Linked DNA regions of Homo sapiens: region 1 is linked to region 2. The links are chromatin loops, found by intact Hi-C in ENCODE. Cell type or tissue: Calu3. All regions are shown on one strand.

Region 1 (8,000 bases), 140 kb after region 2:
GAGATTTTCAGCATTTTAGGATTTAGACAGAGATCCAGAGCTTATGTTTTGGAGCATGGCATTCATATTAAAATTTACAGAAGAAGTGTAGTGTCCAATATTTCTCTACATATTACTTGTTTGTTTTTTTGTCTCATGTAATGTTTATGTGAAGAGAGGTTTTTAATCATTTTAGAAAAAATGGATACTATAGAAATATATCAAATATGTCATGTGAAATATAGAAATATATCATGTGACAGATCAAAGAAAACCTGTCAAAGCCCCAAACACCAAAACGTATGGGGCCAAATATTTTATGCTATATATTGAGATTTCTCACAGTGAGAAATCTATTAGACTATTATTTTTAGCAATAAAATTAGGAGTTAACATATATTGGACATTATTGTTTGTGCCACACACTGCCAAGAGCTTTGAATCTCATTGAGTCTTCACAGCATCCCTGTCAGGAAAGCATTTTTATTTTTCCCATTATAAAGATAAGTCAACTGAGATTTAGGGAGATTAATTATCAAAGATCAAATAGCAAACAACAGAACAAGGCAGGGATGTTTCAGAATGACTATGTATGAATTCTTCAAAGTAACAATTTGGTTGGAAATTGCATTGAAAGTAGTATTTTCAGAGAAGCACAAAAAATGAGAATGTATTAATTGTCCAGGTCATAAGTGGGGAGAAGAGGTGCAGTGTTCCCTCTTAATGTTGTTTTGCAGCTGGGATTATTATATTAAGAATAAAATGTTCTAGTAACCCATAGATTGACATTCCCATTCAAAAGAGTGAAAAAAAAGACTGCCATATCCAAATCTTCCCCCAAAACACACGCAATCCATATGGGGCTTGGGCGATCCAGAGCCGAGGTTCAGCACTTTTTCTCTAAGATTGGATTTCATTCTGCTAACAGCGTGTTGGCTGAGTGCCCACTAGCAAGCAATTAAGACTTTGTGCTTTCCTGCATTTTAGTAGCTCTCCTTATGAAACATGCAGCCACATGGGAATAGAAGCTTTGCCAGCACGGGTCACGGTCTGGGAGCAACATCAGGAGAGTTTCTATGCTCTCAGGACTCACAGTCTTCTGGAAGGTTGAGGAGAGGATGGATGGTTGATTGGCTGTGCCTGTAAGAGAAGATGAAGGAGGGAATCTGAGAAATGGAAACTATAGGAAGATATCAAATTAAAGTTAGGAGAAGAAAGTCAAATGCTATTGTGGAACCTAAAAAAAAGAGAGAGATAAAACAATTTCTGAAAATTAAGAAGCAATTGGGTTAAATTAAAAGGGGACAAAAACTGAAGTCTTGATGAGAGTTTCTTACCACTGAACTTGAATGATGTCCTCATTAATTATTTCTTATAACCAACACACATGTGTTGAGTATCTAAAATGTGCCAGATACTGTGCTAAGGACTGGGGATGTAAAGATGAATGAGACATCTTCATGTGAGGGTGGGTAAGAGGAGCAGCAGAGCCCCCAGGCATGTCAGACTCACTGGGTGCTGTGCCATTCTTATGGGCTCTGTGTAAATGGAGGCCTGCCACGGATACTGCTTCTGTCTCCCAGCTGCACTTCACTTTATGTCTGGAAAACATGACTGAGCTGGACCTAAGGTATGGTATCTTAAAAAATTAGGTAGCTTTATATAAAAATAAAATAATCTCCTTGCAAAGAAGCCTTTCACATCTGAAAATCAAATAGGGCACATCAGTGGTTTCCAATCTGATTGATTATTCAAGACCTCCTAGGCATGATTTTACAGTACAGTTTTCTGCTTCCTACTCCTGGAAATTCTAGTTCAATGGATCTAACCAGATATATTCTCATAATATAAGCATTGTCCTGAACAATTCTGAAAAGAACTAAAATCTCAAAAACAGTGTTTTCCGCTTCACAATAGACTTTGTTAGGTTAAAATTAAATAAAGAACTACTGTCTTATCAGATATAACTTGCATATAATGTAGAAAAATTCAAATCAATAAAAAACTGCCCTTTGAATCATTAATACAGTCCCTTGAATAAGCAATCTCAATGGTGTATATGAAAGCAAACTTATACACATTATCTTTTATTACATTAACTGGAGCATAAAGGTATATAATTAGTAATTCATACTTTCTTACTGTTTGAAAAATTGAGCATAAATCAGGTTTATATTGAGTCCTAGTCTCATCAGTGACTTGATGTCTTGACTTTAAGGGCCTTTGGATGTCATGCAAAAATTGCAACTTTATGTAAATTATGGTCTGGATCAAACTATTTCTCAAGTATCTTTAATATGCTCAAAGATCTGAGTCATAAAAATTCTTGGGTTTAAAACATTATTTTTTAATTATATAAATAAAGTCTTATGCAGATTCCTAATGTATCAAAAAAGATAAGAGTGGACCTTTAGACAATAGCAGGGGTGGGGTCCCAGTGCTACCTCTTTGGCCACCATGTTAGCCTCAGTAGGAGCTCCTAACCTCCCTCTGCAGAACTCCGGAGTTCCACAGGGTACAGAGGGAAAACAAAGAGTATCCCATTTTTAACTTTATTTCCAAGAAAATCCCCACAATTTGAATATTATAATGATTCCCTATAGATATGTGAGGTTAGTCCCTAACTGGCTATCCATTTGTTAAATCCCCCAGTGCCTTAGGCCAGTTAAGTGCACACTTGGCCAAATCTGGCCCTCTGGGTCACTCCACTGGGACACTCCAAGTGAGGTAAAAAACACAAGCCTATTTGTCAAACCTAACTAGGTTCAAACCTCTAATCTCCATTCACCAGTTAAATTACCAGGAGCAAGGTAGTGAAATTTCCAGGGTCTTCTTCCCATGGCCTGTAAAGTAGGGATAATAAATTCTACCATTCACTCTGGTTTCCACCTGGTCTTTAGCATAAAGACTAGTGCTTGGTATTTCTCTTCTTGCTTTCTTGGGAATTGATCAGGTTAGGAATTGGCGAAGTTGCTCTAACTCCTTCAGGCCTATTCAGAGCTTATTTCTTTCATGTCTCTACACTACATTTACTTCTTATGATACAAAAGAATAATGAGATTCCATTAACAAAAAATCGCTACAACTTCTTCCATGGAACTGAAGAGAATATCTTATTAAATTCCTGTTTTCTCAAATATGTTGGCCACACCTTAGATTATAATAATTATTTACTATGGTCTTCAGATATGTTTATGTATTAATAATCACAGAAGGTAAGTTTTGTTACACATCACTGCATTTCAATATGCTCTGGAAAGTACACACCTCAACATAGAAATGGTATTGCATATTTAAACATTATTAAATAATGAACACTTATTGTCATGTATAAGCTGCAAGATGGAGGGAGGAGTAAAAAAAGAGTAAGGTGACTTAACACTGTCGTACCTTCAATGGCACTAATGATGTCATGGGAGAAAAAGAGAAAAACTTAAGAAACAGCATAGAGGTCCTTTTGAAAAACCTAAGAATTTTTAAAAATTCTTTGGGTTAAGTAATGAAAGGCAAGGGCAACTAGCTTGTGAACAATCTCCTGAGCAATGTTGTTCTGTGTGTTTACTGGGCTCCCAAGCCTGAAATTATCTTCCCTCTATACCACCTAAATGTGTTCACTTATCCTCAAGCCATCTGAAATCACATTAATTAAACAAATTGTGTTAAATAAAAATGGTTCTTAAAAAAAAAAAAAAAAAACATAGATGAAGCTGTATGTTGGCAAAGAGAAAGAATAAGACCCTCTAAGCAAAGTATATTGTGTGTATAAGGAACGTGTGTGTGTGTGCATGTGTGTGTGTGTGTGTGTGTGTGTGTGCATGCTCACATGCATTCCCTGAGGACTACAAGAGAAACAACAACAATAACAACAAGAATGATGAATGTGTCAGAGGTGGGGGTTCCATCTCATTTTTGAGATTAATTTTTAAGCCAGTATAGGCAAAATAAAGAGTTGTTTAACTCTCACAGCTTACTACATGTTATTTTCAAATGAGTTAGTAGAGTGGCACATGGTCCATATATAGCTTTTGTATAATGACCAGATTTTTCTAAACCATAAATGCAATATAAGTATAAACTAGTGTAACTGAGATATTTATTTATATTTCTATCGGGTAGGACACCTGTTTATACAATTATTTCAATATTGAGAGAAAAATTTCCCCAAATTCTGCATTATCAATGCACTTCACAATGATTTTGCAAGCACCTAGGGCAGAGAACCCAATGTTTTATTTTGGCAAGGGAAGCTCTGTAGAAATATTTGCAATATTTTGTGCTAATCCCTCCACTAGTCACTTTAGTGTGGCAAATATTTGTTCTAGTGGACTTTACTACAGTAACAGAGTACATCAATCTGTTGTTTTAACCTTTTGAAAATAACCTTTGTGTCTTCTTGAAGGAAATAAAGAGTCATTGATGAAACCTTTGAAATTTTCAACTTCTTTGCAATAAGGTACCTGGAAGAGAAATTGGTGCGTTATCTCAAGGGAATAGATTATAGGGAATTGAGTGCATCTCTGCTTACTTTCTTGGCTCATAGCTTTATGGATATCAGGGACCTAAAAAGTAAATGGTGGTCAAAAAGAACAAACATTTATTAGAGCAGTTAGAGAGGACTGGTTTGATATTTGCCAAGTTTCTTCTCAATAACATGTTTGGCAGCTACCAAATGACATGGCCTGCCCAGAGTTGATTTTGACGAAGCCTCTGGGATGTGTTAAAAAGTAAACCAGAGCAAATCACATACTGGAAAGCATAACTCAATCAAGGAAAAATGTATGATTAAGGGTGACATGGGCAAGGAAAGCCTTGCCAGAGCTCAGGGTAAATATTTGTATCAGTGTGAAGAGAAAGCTTCGTGACGCTGATGTCAACCAGCTGGAATTTTCATTGTTTATAAACTTTTGTTGTTAGAGTTGAATTCTGGCAGAAAAGGTACCAAAGAAAGAGCAATTTCCCAGCATGAGAGTTTGAATTGTGATAAGGCAGCTTGACCAGAAACAAATGCAACCATGCAAAGTTTCAGCCACTTTTCCCTTCCAGAATTCTCCTGCCAAGAAGCAACCTTCTTGCCTTAAATCTTACTTTGACAAACTTCATCAGGATTAGTTAAAAGAAAAGTTTTTGGCTTGTTCTGTTTCATAAGAACTTATGGCATCATTTTCCTCAGATAAACATAAAATGGAGAAGAATGTAAATGAATTTCTGTTAAATTTTTGTACAAAAGAATATTGCCATCTGAAGTAGATTTTTAATGATCGAAAATAAACGCCTTGGTATTAAACCCAACTTTGTGAATAGTGTCTATTAACTTTATGACACCAAGCTATTTATTTTTTACCTCAGGGTAGACTATTGTATATTTTTAAATAAAAAAGTACAGCAATTAAAAATATTTGGGCCCTTGATTTAACTCACCAACTATTTCTGTTAAAAAGAAATCTGTATTTTCTCCCTAAGCTGTGTTTTGTTGTACTTTTCAGAACTTTGAAGGTAGCCAAAAGTTATAAATCAAACAATATCACAAGGACATAGGTTTGTATAAAAATTTACAGTAATTCAGAACACATAACTCAACTTTCAGGCAGAAAAAGAGAGATTGTTGGAAACTGATTCCTGACACTTACTCTTCCTCTCAGAAACAGAAGCACATAGATGGTGCTCTATTGGCAAAGAAAGACACCCTGAGTTTCCCATTTCATAGATGGCCTACTAGCAGAAAACTGCAGCATAGATACTCTCTGAATAGTAACCCTTACTTCTCCCTCAAGGTAGCCTGGAAGTTTCAATCCGATCTACTTTCAGTGAGGGCTGAGTAGTGACATTCACTGAACAGGATATGCAAATAACTCAAAATTCCTATCAAATTATCCTTTGTTTTAATAATTTTGTGTTTTACATAAACTTCAATCTGATTGGCCTAAGACATAGCACAATAAAAATTACATTGATATGTTGCTTTTGAGAATCCTGAATTACCTCTATCCAGGAAAAAGAGCAAACTCAGAGACCCTCCATTTGTACACCCTAACATAGAATGAACCGAAGGCTATCCCTGGCAGTGCAGAAACTAGACGCATCATGAACATAACCACATTACCCAGATGCACTAAGAATAGAAACCAAGCCCCTGCTGGTGTAATTAAGAAATCTTTTCTTCCAGTCCTGGGCTTTAGAGACCTGGATCACTAACTAATTCCAATTTAGAATGCTCTTTTGATAAGGGTTTTTGTAAACTAAGAAGTGAGCTGAACATGAAAACTTTACATTATAAGTTTCTGAGCTAGCATGTCCCACTTATGCAGTAGAGTCTCTGGCTTACACTGGCTAAAGAAACAACCTTCAGAGTGTGGCTATTTCTGGGACATCACAATGATGGTGTATTTTCAGGAGCCAAAGAAGTGCCAGTGACTTCCACTGGAATTTGCACATTTCTGTTGCATTGTGGTGCACTCACAGCCTTGGAGCTCAAAGGAATGCACAAAATCCAAACACCATACACAGAGCTAGAAAGCCTGCTAGGTGGGAGTTCTGGGCTCAGACATAGTTAGGCTTTAGTTATAGTAAGTCATGCAAAGATACAAAGGTGACCAGTCTGTCGCTGAGTTACTTCTTCTTATCCCTCTCCTACCTCTCAATGACAGGACATTCACTAGGTCATTCTGTGTTGCGGATTGGGACCCTCGGGCATTATATTTTAATTAAATGGTCAGGTTATTAATGCGTGGAAATCAGTCACTGCAAGTGTTCAGCTACCCATTTTTCATACATAATGCGTCCATATCAACATTATAACAGCCATCTACTAAAGATTTACATGGTCACTTTAAAAGAAGAAGCCTTGATAAATACTTGAATTAAAGATTCTTGGGATCATATTAAGGGACTAAGAGGTCAAGTCTCATTGCTGATTTATTTCCCCTGCTGTGTGGTGATTAAGAAACCACTCAGCCCCTCTGTTTGTAGGTTCAGTTTTGAGTTTCAAAACACAAAATATTTAGTCATGTGTTTATGGTACACTAACATGTACTTAGTATTTTGTTAGAAAGGTAGGAAATTCAGAATATTTTCTTAAAAACTATTGCTATAGTCTAATATCACATGTTTTTCTAGCCTAATCTCCCTTTTTTGTGGCACCAGTGCTGTTATCTTTTGGGAATTCTCCTCCCCTCACTTCAACCTTATGTTACTGCAGAAGGTTAATACAATTTTTAACCTCTTGCCTAGCCACATTTGATTGGTCCAAATTAAAGAAATCAGAGTACTTCCTAAAAATTTGACATAAGAATAAAACTTTCTAGCTCAGTTTAGATGCACTCTTGAATGAAGCAGATGCAAACAAACCTAGGGTCTGTTGGAAGCCTTATACCTCACTGTACACTGAGAATGAGACAAAGCCAGATAGCACCAAAAGGAAAGAATGGAATAGGTAAGGAGAGCTGAAAAAAAATAGTTTGGTTTTTGTGTCCCTGCTACCAGCTAACCCTTGCCTATCTACGTCTTTCTCCATGAGATATTACATTAATGATTTTTTAAAAGACGCTTCTTTTATCATATTCTATACACCTTACTATGTACCCACAAAAATGTTTAAAAAAATATATATTTAAATTAAAAAGACACTTTACTTAAATCAGTTAATTTGGTTTTCTTACCTTCTACAGCCAAGGCCCTCAAGGAAATGATCAAGGTATTTGTTGAATGACTATTGTGTACAAGGCTGATTACATTCAATCTCTTAAGCAATCCTAGAACTTTGAGTAGGCTTATTTCCATTTTAACGATGAAGAAACTAAGTATCAAGGAAGTTAACTAACTTATTCAAGGTCATACATTTAGTCACATCAGAGTGAGTCCAAACTCCATCCTCTTGCACAGCTTGCAAACATCCTTTGGAAATCTTGAGAAAGAAAAATTCTCCTGCATTAAATAATTAGAGAATATGATAAAGTTCTGAATATTATAAGTGGTGTTATGATTACAGATAAAGGAATGTCAATTCAGGATGGAGTACAAAGGAA
Region 2 (8,000 bases):
GGAAATGTTGAGCTAAGTGTAGAATTTGTGGGATCAGTTAGCTTATAAATAATGATCCTTTATGCTGGCATTGGGAAATCCCTGTTCCCACAGCTAGTTCAATAAAGCAATTAATATCAATAAATGCTGAAGAAAGCAAATCTCTATTCACTTTTGTCTGGATTAGTTAACATGAGAAAAATCCTATCCCTCTCCTGAAGTATTTAACCTTCTCATAGGAAGACATTCTAATGGAAGGTAAATAAAGCATGTTTTGATGTATGTTTCTCTTGTCATACACTGTCTCATTCTTATAAAATGATTCACCTTTCTACTACCCCCAGAAATTTTCAGTGTGGTTTTCTATTTAGACTAGGATCTTGTGGAAACTTGTGTTGTCAATATACTTTATCATTTTTCCAATAAATTAACTCTAAATTTAGCTTCTGTTTAGATGGCTTTCTTCAAAGGCAACATAACTTGCAAAATTCAGATATAATGTTTCTTTTCTACTGCATAATGATTACACATTCCATGCCGAATAGTTCACATGTACTCAGAATTTACAGAGGATATTTGAGAAAAAGCAATTTTTGTGCGACATCACATACTTTAGTGAATCTTTTAGCACAATCTACACAATGAAGAAAGGTTTCATCAAGGCAATGGGTGAGGTTTAATCGATCTCATTGATAGATAAGGATTTAGGCATTCAAACTTTCACAGATCAGCATTCAGTAAACCAATGTCAAGAAACAGCCCTGAACTTTTGCTGCATTTGGCAACATTATTTGAGATTTCACACGCAAGCAATAAAAAGCTTAAAAGATATTATCCTGTAGAGTCCAAAAAATGTGGTAATAAGGTAAGAGTTGAAATGCATTGTTGACATAAGAAACCCCTGGCTCATGCTTGATTTATAACACAGCCAGTTTCATCAGAATTGGCATAAATGAGCTCTTCTGACAGTACGGTGATAACATACTGCAAGAATTGAAGCTGCCAATTCTTACACCTTCATTCTACTAGCAAAGAATTTTAAAACAAAATTTCAATATTGCTACAACAACACTCTTTTGCTGGTTCTCAAAAACTGAAAGACCCATTCTGCCTCCTGCTTATAAATTTGAGAATGGAGAGAAAGCTAACTTTTAATGTACCTAACTAAATGTGTGTGTGTGTGCATGTGTGTGTGTGTATCTGTTAAATTTATATATACCAAAGTTATAAAATTTATGGTGAGTTGCCTAATTACCAAGCTATAATCAAATGATATTTTAATGTTGAAATAAAGTATAAATTTCAAACCAATACCTTAAAATTAAATATAAATTTCAAACCAGTACCTTAAAACATAATTAGAGGCTATTATTATTACTCTCATTACAATAGGTTCTTCTTATTATTTGCCATCTTGTCCGTGGGGCTTGAATAAGAAAGAAGACAACATTTCTTACAGAAATTACATTTAAAAGTTACATTACAGTAAAGCAAGTAACAGCTTTTTCAGAGAAGTAAGTTTATTTTCGTAATGTTAAAAAAGGAACACGTATTGTGGAAGAAGGGGTATCAGGAGAAAATCATTGAATATGGAAAAACGAAAGGACCATAAGCATTTGTTGTTTTTCGACTTCCTCATTAGTGAATTCTTTTAAAGCCTTTGTGTTTAATTCAGTGAAAAATTATACCTTAAAATATTTTATGTATAAATTGAACTATGTTCAAAAGCGGCTAATATTATTAACGGTGTTTATATCAAGGGATAAATAATACATTAAAGTACATTGTGTATTACTTAAGTAAGCTTTTTATATTGAGATAATTGTAGATTTGCATGCAGTTGTGAGAAATAAAAATTCCAGAGTACCATTTACCCAGTTTTCCCTAGTAGTAATAGCTTGCATAACCATAATACAAAATCACCAAGCAGGATGTTTACACTGATACAATGCACTGATCATACTCAATTTTTCCCAGTTTCACTTGTACTCATGTGTGTGTCTGTGTATATGTGTGTGTGTTTAGTTTCATAAAATTTGGTTATATACGTAAGCTTATATACCCACTACCATGGGAAGGATACTGAACAGTTCCCTCACTTCTCTTATCTCTCATGTGGCTCTTTTATAGTAACACCCACCTCCTCTTCCACTCTCCCCCCATCCACACCCTGATAGTCACTAACCTGTCCCCACTTTCTACAATTTTGTCATTTCAAAAATGTTATATTAATGGAATCATACAGTATATAAACTTGATATTGGCTTCTTTTCACTCGACAGAATTCACTGGAGATTTGTCTCTACTTGTGTGATATCCATAGTTTATTTCTTTTTATTGCAAAGTATATTCCATGGTATCAATGTATCACCATTTGTTTAATCATTCATCTACTGAAGGACATCGGGGTTTTGTTTTGTTTCTAGTTTTTGGATATTATGCCAAGTATCTAAAGATGTTCCTGTTGTCTCTGTATCTTTGATTTCTTGTTTGAATCCATTATGTTCAGAGAGCATACTCTGTATGAGTTAATTCTTTTAAATGTGTTAAGGCTTGCTTTATGGCCCAGGACAGGGGTGCTTAAAAAAAGAAAGTATATTCTACTGCTATGGGTTGGCTTATTGTATATATGCCAATGAGATCCTGTTGGCTAATTGCATTGTTTAGATCTATATCCTTGCTGATTTTCTGTGTAGTCATTCTTTCATTTGCTGGGGGGGTGGGGGGAGTTTTAAATTGTTAATTATAATTGATGGTTTCTTTATTTCTCCTTTAAGTTTTATCAGATTTTGTTTCATCTATATCCAGAGTATCTTCTTTGGTGCATATACATTTCAAATCATTATTATGTTTTCCTGGCAGATTGATCTTTTATTATTTCATAATTCCCCTTTTTATCTCTAGTAATTGTCTTTGCTCTGAGGTCTGCTTTATCTGATAATAATACAACCACTCCTGCTTTTTGTTTTGGTAGCATTTACACAGGTATGTCTTTCTCGATCCTTTTATTTTTAACCTACGTATATTGTTAAATTTGAAATACTTTTCTTTTAAATGCCATATAATTGGGTCATATTTTCTTATCAACTATATTGATCTCTACCTTTTAATTGGTGTGTTTAGATTATTTACATTTGTTGTACTTATTGATACATTAGACCTTAAATCTGCCTTTTTATTATCCATTTTCTGTTTGTTGTCTCTATTTCTTGGGTCTCTGTTTTGTTGTTCTTGACTTCCTATAGATTACTTGGATTTTTTATTTTTTAGGTTTACATCTTGATTTATTTTGAGCATATCTCTTTGTTTAGTTTTCACAGTGGTTGCTCTAGTTATTATAATATACATATGTGGCTTATCACAGTCTAATGATATCAACATTTTACCACTTTCAGTGAATTGCAGAAACCTTAACTTCATTTATGTCCTTTTTCCTTTCCTACTTTTAAATATCGTCTTGCATATCAGATAGTGTTATATTTTAATCAATCTTAAAATACGGCTTATAAAACTAATGAGAAGGACAGCCTATTGTATGTACCCATATATGTTTCTGAGTGGAGAAGGGAAATCTCAGGCCTAGTAGGAGAAGGAAAAGGGAACACTCTTGCTGTCAGCCTGGTTCCTGAGTAATTGGCCTTGCTGTGCTGACCTACTTTCCTGAGGTTGTTGAGGTCAGTCCAGAGAAGGAATGCACCCACCTAGGCCACCTTCTGTGGTTAGGTTGATAGTCAGGAAATGCAGGACTGAGTCATCGTCTTCTGTTGGGTGTAGGTCACAAGACACCCTGTCCCTTTTTTTTTTCCTGCAATCCCAGAGTCTCTAACCAGTTTTCCTTCTTTCCACCTTTCACCATTCCCCATTTGATCTCCTACTGCATTATTTCCAGTTTGTCATTGTACTTAGTGGAGAGGAGGAGGGTGATGTAAGTCTACATCATTTTATCCAGATGAGATGTACCACAAAATGTATTTTAGCATATAAAAGACTATTTTTTTTCAGAAGTTGATAAAAACCATATTATAACAGTTTGCTGTGGGAATGGTAGAAATAAAAGAATATGGGGAATAAGAGGTTGGTGAGATAAGAATAGATCTGATGCTGCTGAGTATGCAAAACTTTAATTGAAAACAGTATTTCAGTCACAAGCAGTTTTATACCATAAATAGGAAACAGCCCATACATTATTTACATAAAGGAAAAAGAGGAATCAGAAACTGGATATTTTGACAAGTGTCAAGATAGCAGTAACGTTCTGTTTGTGTTAGTTTCGGTAATTTCCTTAAATCTTTCAAAACATGGTCAGAATAAGCTAATGTGAATTAGCTGCCAATACAATAAAAGCAATTGTTGTCCTCTAATTGTTACTTTTTGTCACAATTTCAAAAGTTTTATTTCTGAACTGATTCATCTGTTCAATAGATGAAGAATAGCATAGACAACTATGAGGAAATGAATAAAATTGGAGAATGTATATTAAGTATACATGAAGACTTAATAAATCTAGAGAAACTGAAACGAATAGGTTAGAAAATTAACAAAACAAAAGAGAAGTCACAAATATACAGTCAGCTATTATATGATAAAGGTGGTACTGCAATTTAATGAAAAAGAATCTTAAATAATGTTGAATCAATTTTATATTCAAATATAAAGAAAAGGAACTTTGACCAGTACTTCACAGCATAGTCAAAGACCAATTCTAGATGACTCATAATCTAAATTTGAAAGTTAATACACCACAGATAACAGTAAAAGGTTTTCATGAACTTGAGACAGGTAAAAATTTCTCAAGCAGAACAAAAAAAGTATTAAGACAAAGATTTGTAATTTCTACTAAATTAAAATTTAAAACTTCTGTTCATCATAAGACAATATTAAGAGTGAAAAGGCAATCCACAGAGTGGGAGAAGAAATTTGCAATGCATATATTTAACAATGGACTCTTATCTAGAATGTATAAAGGACTCTTACAAATTGAGATTAAAAAGACAGACGACCCAATTGAAAAATTGTCAAAAGACTTGAACAACACTTTACAAAAGAGATTGTCAGAATGGTCAATAAGCATATGAAAAGTTCCCCAACTTCATTATTCATCAAGGAAATTAAAATTAAAATCAAAATGAGATTACTACACACCCACCAGAATGACCAAAATGAAAAAAAAAGAAAAGTTGGAAATATCAAATGATGGCAGAAGTGTGTTGCAACTGGAATTTTTATATACTATACCTGGTAGTATAAGTTAGTTCAGTCATTTTGTAAAAATATTTGGTACTACCTGTTAAAAGTGACCATGCACACAATTCTGTAAACCCAGCAATTCCATGCCAGTTAACATATGCACATACATGCACCGAAATACATGCAGCAGAATTCATAGCAGTTTTGTTCATCTCAGACAAAAACAGGAAACAACCAAAATGCCCATCAACAGAAACATAAGCAAACAACCTGTAGTATATTTACATACAGAAATACCATAGAGCTATTTTTTTCAAAAATAATTACTGTCGCATACAACATGTTAGACAAAATGTTGAGCAAAAGAAGTCAGACCATAAAAAGTAAAGTTCGTATAATTCCATTTGTTTGAAAAAAGCAAAATATACAACAGTTTCTATAACAAAATTCAGAATATTAGTTTAAGTTTGGGTATTTAGTTTCTGAGAATGAACATGATGGAGGCTTCTGAGTACTTCACTGTGTAAGATTTATTAAGCTAGACATTTAAGATTTATGTATTTTAGTGGTATTTATACAATGGCCAATTAAAATATTGGTAGTCAAAATGGACCTACTTTTACTCAAAACCTATATCACAACTACTTGCTAATGACAAGAAAATGTGTAGAGAAAAGAGCCAGTAATATTTTTGAAGTATTATGTTATCCATACCCTTTATCAAAAATACACAACTGAGAAAAATACAGGTGATTAGAAATCAGGCAATTAGAAATGTCTCAAGAATCTTCTGTATACTGACTATAAAATGTAGTGCATCACTTAACAATTTGGCATCAATTTTCTCATCTGTAAAATGTAAATTAAAATACCAGCTTCAATAGAAATCATATCAGTGGTAGTATTTGAAGTTGACATGGAAAGTGTTACAACATTTAAAACAAATACAATTTAAGGTAGTTAATTAATGTTATTGAAACAATATCATGATGTGCTTGGGCATAAATAAAATAGTAAGAAGAATTTCAGTTTTGTTGAAGAAGATACTTAGAAAGCAAAATGGAGAAGGTAAAATTGACCAGTCTTTTGAGAGATTTCAATTCAGTTTATACAATTGAGTATAGGGCATTTCCACTTAAAGGCTGACTCCATAGTCCTGCTAAACCCATTTTATCTAAAACTGATCTCTTTGTACACAATTTGGGCTGCCTGCTTCTGGTTCCTCTTATACGTATTCCAGTGAATGTCTGTATCCCCAGACGTTCTATCTTCTAACCTCTGTATCATTCTTATCTCTTCCCTCATCCTTTACCACCGCAGCCCTACAGGTTCTTCTCACTTGCTGCTCAGAAAAGTCAATACATTGAGAACAGCAGGAGGTGAACCAGAAAAAAAAGAGTTTAATGGTCATAGGGCCAGCCAAGCAAGGAGACAGGAGATATTTCTCTAATCTGCCTCTCTGAGAATTCAGAGGCTAGGGTTTTAAAGTGTACTTTGGTGGGGAGGGGGCTGGGGAACTGAAACAATGGGTTGGCTGGGAATGAAATCACAAGGATGACAAAGCTGCTGGTGAGTCCGTACCCAGCTGAGGGTGCAGGACCAGTTGAGTCAGTCCTTAGTATGGAACACAGGTTCAAGTGGCATCTCTCAGTCTATCAAAATGCTACATCTGAAAAATATCTCAAAGATTAATCCTTTAGGTCTCATAATAGTGATGTTATCTATAGGAGCAGTTGGGGGAGTTATACATCTTGTAACCTCAGTTACATGACTCTGGGACACTAAACAAGCTAAGCAGGCAATGGATGGCTATCATTTAACCATACCTATTCCTTAGCAAAGTTCAGGCCCCTACCATGATTCTAAACTTGTGGCCTTTTACTACTTTTTACAAATATAGTTTTTATCTTTCAACAAGGAGGAAATCAGCTCAAGAAAAGGACTATGATGGCCTCCACACAATAATGAGCAAAAGCAATTTAGCCTGGTAGGTGCAAGATGGAGTCAGTTATGTCAAATTTCTTTTACTACTATAATTTTTGAAAGGCAGTTTCATTATCTCTCTTCAAACCACCACAAATCATTTTCATCTTACCTCCTAATCTGTTACATCATCTACTTTTTTTCTCTATCCTGTCATTACCTAATTAAGACCACTCTCATGTCTCATCAAAATTGATATAATAAAATCAAAAACAAGTTAGTTACTTCCTAAATACAATGCAGGTACAGACATTGCGTAAATACACTCATTCAAAAAGGAAGAAATTGGCCAAAACAAAGGAGCTACAGTCTCCATGCAAGTCAAAAATCCGGTGGGGCAGTCAAATCTTAAACTTCCAAAATGATCTCCTTTGACTCCATATCTCACTTCCAGGTGGCACTGATGCAAGAGGTGGGTTTCCATGGTCTTGGGCAGCTCCACCCCTGTGGCTTTGCAGGGTACAGCCCTTCTCCTAGCTGCTTTCATGGGCTGGCATTGAGTGTCTGTGGCTTTTCTAGGTGCACAGTGCAAGCTGTCATTGGATCTACCATTTTGGGGTCTGGAGGACAGTGGCCTTCTTCTCTCAGTTCCACTAGGTAGTGCCCCAGGGGGACTTGGTGTGGGGGTTTCAACCCCACATTTCCCTTCTGCACTGCCCTAACAGAGGTTCTCCATGAGGGCCCTGCCCCTGCAGCAAACTTCTGCCTGGACATCCAGACATTTCCATACATCCTCTGAAATCTAGGTGGAGGTTTCCCAACCTTGATTATTGACTTCTGTGCACCCACAAGCCCAACACCACATGGAAGCTGCCAAGATTTGGGGCTTGCACCCTCTGAAACCACAGCTG

The links. A loop is a pair of places that touch in the nucleus more often than their neighbours do. Peaks named below come from ENCODE experiments on the same cell type or tissue, not always from the same donor. Only the 100,000 strongest peaks of a DNase experiment are listed, where the experiment ranks them.
Region 1: it touches region 2 in a loop (3-fold over the local background); 8 of 110 quality-filtered maps call a loop at or near these places.

Annotation. Positions count from the first base shown.
Region 1 is chr2:145,757,822-145,765,821 of GRCh38, reverse strand. It overlaps LOC124908059 (a long non-coding RNA gene), which reads right to left. Exons shown (of 2, transcript XR_007088682.1): 2 at 1-1,119. Among named protein-coding and RNA genes, the nearest start is that of LINC01966, 880 kb to the right of the region's middle. In Calu3, no CTCF peak of the experiment used is centred here; a DNase peak (open chromatin) is centred at 4,781.
Region 2 is chr2:145,902,252-145,910,251 of GRCh38, reverse strand. No RefSeq gene overlaps it. Among named protein-coding and RNA genes, the nearest start is that of LINC01911, 930 kb to the left of the region's middle. In Calu3, no CTCF peak of the experiment used is centred here; a DNase peak (open chromatin) is centred at 3,691.